Linked DNA regions of Homo sapiens: region 2 is linked to region 1. A link is an interaction called in ENCODE POLR2A ChIA-PET data of the cell type or tissue named here. Cell type or tissue: B cell. All regions are shown on one strand.

Region 1 (2,500 bases):
TATATAAAATAATACATTAATTGTAGCATAATTTGTAGTAGTAAAATTTGGAACAACATGAATGTCCATCTATAGGGGAACTGGATAAATAAGGTATGCTTTATTCATGCAATCGAGTGTAGTGTAGTCATAACAAAGAATAAGGTAGTTCTTAATGTACGGATACAGGACATTCTTCAGATGCTAAGTAAAAATATCAAGGTGCAGAACAGTGTGTGTAGTATGCTACCCCTTCTGTAAAAATTTTCACAAAAGAATATCTGTATGTACTTATATATTTTAATATGTCTAAATTACTCTGGATGGGTTAATAAGAATCTAGAACTTGGTTTTCCCCAGGATAGGAAACTTGGTCTCTGAGGGCTATGGATGGAAGGAAGTTTCCTTATCGTATATCCTTTTGTACATCTGAATTTTAAACCATGTGACGATATTTTCTAATAAAAATGAATTAAACTATAAAATATCTTTAGGAAACTACACATATTTTTAAAACCTCAGTGCCCTTAGATGGAAGGTTGTTTGCTAGCGAATGACTTTTCATGAGGTGGGAAAGATAAGAGAGAGCCTGGTTAGCTTTTAAAGAACATAGTTGGAGAGTTTTCCCAATAGAGAAAAGAAAACACACAACCCTTCTCCGATTATCAGTGCTTCCTCCCATGCCTTGGCTATAAAAAGCTTTTCTCCTTTGCTTTGCTCACAGAGCCACACATTTCCTGCCTCTCAGCTGTCTGTGCTTGCTGATGTCTGACCTAAATGACCTTAACAGAGCCAACCAGGGTGACAGTGGCACTACTGAGAAATGCCTGAAACTTCTCTTTGAAAGCCCAATGCTGGGTAAGCTACTACTACTGAAGCACATGTGCACTTGTGTGCTATTTAGTGTGCCTGTGCTCTTTCCTTTTTATGAGTTTTCTGAGGATTCAGTCAGTTAACATCAAAGGGCTCCTGTACATTTAACTTCTCTCTTAAGCTGGTGCTCCAGAAACTGCTCATTTTCCCTTAAAGAAGTCAGATGCTGGAGATCTAGAACAGAGAGGACCAAACTTTTATTAATCCTGTGTTTGCCATCTTTGACAAACTCTCACTGTGACCATCTTCCTCCAGCATGGTTTTAGGGCTATACACCTTTGTTCTAGTCTCAGTTTTCTATTAATTAGTTTTGGGTCTAGTCTTGCCTTAGTCTCAGCTCTGCTAGCTATGTTAACATTGAACAAGTCAATTTATGCTTTTGGAACTCATCTGTGAAATTAGGAGATTAAAATAGAAAATGTTTAGGTCTATCCACATCTGAAACTCAAGGACATGGTGGGTGGGGGGTGGGGGAATTCCCTCCTCTAGCACATCTCCAAAGTAAATAAATTGACATTGCTTTTTCTATAAAAAGTGGCAGTCATTATTCTAAAAGCTTGAGGAGGCTTTGGAATGAGAACTTTCAATCCGCATAGTCAAAATAATACATAGTTCTAAAAGACTAACATACACGGCTACAGGACTTCAGGCAAGTAAAAAGACAAGTGACAGAAGAACTCAAGGATCTGCAAAAATTTAGAGTATGGCAAAGAAGGCACTTCAAATCATTAGAAAGACTATGTGGACTATTCGGTCCAAAGGTTATTGGGACAACTTGTTGACAAGTTAAGAAAAAATCTAGATTCCCTACCTCACTCCACACATCAAATAAATCCCAAATGGCTTAAAAATAAAAATGTAGAAAACAAAAGATAATCAAAAAGTATAGGTAAAAAAATTACATCATTTTGGAATTAGGAATTCCTTTCTAAGCATTATTTAATAAGAAACATTAAAGAAATCATTGAATACTGGCCACTTAAAACTTCTATGTATCTAAACCACATACCATAAGTTATGAAAAACTGAAAAAGAATTCACAACATATATGACGGCAAAAGGTTAATAGTTTTGAATTATGAAGAACTCTTGGAAATCTATGAAAAGGTAAAATACAGTTAAAACATGGTCAGACGAGTTACACAAAAAAGGAGAAATGCAAATGGCCAACATGAAAGCTATTTCACCTCACTAGTATAAAGAAAATGCCAATAAAAATAAAAATGAAAATGCCTTTTAACTTATAAAACTGAAAAACGTTTAAAAGAATGATAATAACTAGTGCTGATGAAGGCATGAGATAATAGGTACTTTCACACACTTTAAAGGGAATGTAAATTGAGTCACGCTTTCTGGAGGGCAATTTAGCAAATTTAAATAGTATTTTAAAATGTATATACTCACATTTAAATGTTCACATCTAAGAATTTATCCCAAGGAAATAGCAGGGTAAATGCATAAAAATGCCTGTACAAGAATGTTCTTTAGCACATCATTTATCATAACAAAACATTGGCAAACCTAAAGATTTGTCAAACGAGAACAGAAAGCTATGAAATAATTTTAAAAGATGGACAGAGATGTCTTCAATATATTAAGTGAAACAAGAGATTATGTAATGGAATATACAGTATGATCATATTTACAT
Region 2 (2,500 bases), 180 kb before region 1:
AGACAAAATGTACAATCAAAGATGAGGAAAGATTTACAGAAATATCTGTCATAAAGTACTTTACTATTACCCCTGGCTGGCTTACTATAACTACCTGTGTCATGTAAATAGTCTCTTATTTTTATAACATGAAGTTTCCTGCAGCTGTCATCATCATCTACTCACATGGGCTTAAAATGAAGTTGTTCTATTATCTGGCATGGTTAGGCAACAAAGGTGTAGAGGCATCTTCTAATAAATTTATTTCCCTTAGGCACTACCACGCATTCCAAGTAGAAGTACTTCACGCTTGGCTCCAGGTTTGGCCATGTGGCCCAGATCTGGCCACAATGAGTTTAACATCCCCATGGCCAGGGTAATTTGTTGGGAGTGGGGAGGCAAGCAGGCGGGGTATGTGGTATGTATCATGGCTAATGAAATGCTATTTTGGAATTGTCTAACTATTAAGAAGGAAAAATTCTTTCTTGCCTTGGAAGCTAAAGCTGGGAACATGCAAGGCTGGAGCTGTCAGGAAAACAGCACTTGACGGCAGTGAAAATGGAGGGCCAGTCTTAATGATAGCTTTGTCTGCGACACAGATATCTTTAGCCAATCCTGGCTAAGGATTTGTTTTGTTACATCAGTAGGTGAATTCCCTTACTTGCTTAAGCAAAGAATTTTCAGTTAATGCTGTATATGCAATACAGGTATTAACAATTCTTTTTTCTGTCCTTTTTTTTTTTTTTTTTTTGGAGATGGAGTCTTGCTTTGTCACCCAGGCTGGAGTGCAGTGGCACGACCTCAGCTCGCTGCAACCTCTACCTCCCGGGGTTCACGCCATTCTCCTGCCTTAGCCTCCCGAGTAGCTGGGACTACTGGCGCCCACCACCACGCCCGGCTAATTTTTTGTATTTTTAGTAGAGATAGCGTTTCACCGTGTTAGCCAGGATGGTTTCGATCTCCTGACCTCATGATCCGCCCACCTCGGCCTCCCAAAGTGCTGGGATTACAGGCATGAGCCACCGCACCCGGCCAACAATTCTTAAAAAGCAACCACGTATAGCTGTCTCTCAGTATCCATGGAGGATTAGTTCCAGGACTTCCTTCGTATACCAAAATCCAGAGAAGCTCAAATTCCTGATATAAAATTGTGTAGTATTTGCATATAACCTATGCACTTCCTCCCATATACTTTCAATCATCTCTAGATTACTTATAATACCTAATACTATGTAAATGATTGTCATATTATTCAAGGAATAATGGCAAGGAAAAAAGTCCACACATATTTGGTACAGATGCATTTTTTTTTTCAAATATTTTCAATCCACAATTGGTTCAATCCATGGATGCAGAAACCACAGACACACTACAGTAACCAAAACAGAATGGTACTGGTACAAAAACAGACACATAGACCAATGGAACAGGACAGAGAACTCAGAAATAAAGCCACACACCTACGACCACCTGATGGTTGACAAAGTTGACAACAAAAATTGAAAAGTGAGACCTAATTAAACTACAGAGCTTCTGTACAACAAAAGAAACAACAGAGTAAACAGACAACCCTACAGAATGAGAGAAAATAGTCACAAACTTTGCATTCGATAAAGGTCTAATATTCATAATCTATAAGAAAATTAATTCAACAAACAAAAAACCACCCCGTTAAAAAACGGGCAAAGGGCTGGGCACAGTGGCTCACATCTGTAATCCTAGCACTTTGGAAGGCTGAGGTGGGACTGAAAAAACAGGCAGGTGCATTGAAAATCTATAGAGAATAGTGTCTCATTCCTCAACCTCAGAGCTAGGCAACTGATCTCCTGTACAAAACAGAAGGCCTGCTCTCTGAAGAGGCTAAACGAGAAAGGATGTGGGCTCAAAGGAAACTGGTGTAGGTGAGGAAGGAGATGAGGCCTCTTATTGAAAATAGAGGGGCTGAGTGAAACCTGCATAAGGAATGGTGAGCCTCGTGGCTGATTCTCTCTGTAGGCTCCCAAAACATTGGCAGCTGGGCTTATTTCCCACCCTCCTCCCCTAGACAAGGGAGTGAAAGATTGCTCTCTAAATAACTAGCTCCAAGACAAAGAAATCTAGAGGTTAGATAAGCTCCTGATCTCCTCTTGACTACCCTTAAATATGAAAAGACATCTGAGGATCTTCAATCATTTTTAAAAAGCCAACAAAATGGGCCAGGTGCACTGGCTCACACCTGTAATCCCAGCACTTTGGGAGGCCAAGGCAGGTGGATCACCTGAGATCGGGAGTTCAAGACCAGCCTGGTGAACATGGAGAAACCCCCAACTCTACTAAAAATACAAAATTAGCCATGCGTGGTGATGCATGCCTGTAATCCCAGCTACTCGAGAGGCTGAGGCAGGAGAATCACTTGAACCTGGGAAGCGGAGGTTGCAGTGAGCCAAAATTGCACCATTGCACTCCAGCCTGGGCAACAAGAGCAAAACTCTGTCTCAAAAAAAAAAAAAAAAACCAACAAAGTGAAAGAGTTCAAACAAAT

Evidence for each region. Peaks named below come from ENCODE experiments on the same cell type or tissue, not always from the same donor. Only the 100,000 strongest peaks of a DNase experiment are listed, where the experiment ranks them.
Region 2: POLR2A ChIA-PET joins it to region 1 with 10 read pairs; 3 of 35 experiments call an interaction of 5 or more read pairs at or near these places.

The regions. Positions count from the first base shown.
Region 1 is chr14:61,597,482-61,599,981 of GRCh38, reverse strand. All of the region lies in intron 1 of LINC03033 (long intergenic non-protein coding RNA 3033), which reads right to left. Among named protein-coding and RNA genes, the nearest start is that of LINC01303, 28 kb to the right of the region's middle. In B cell, no CTCF peak of the experiment used is centred here; no DNase peak of the experiment used is centred here; H3K27ac peaks cover 355 bases.
Region 2 is chr14:61,779,681-61,782,180 of GRCh38, reverse strand. The region is part of intron 7 of SNAPC1 (small nuclear RNA activating complex polypeptide 1); the gene reads right to left. Among named protein-coding and RNA genes, the nearest start is that of SNAPC1, 19 kb to the right of the region's middle. In B cell, no CTCF peak of the experiment used is centred here; no DNase peak of the experiment used is centred here.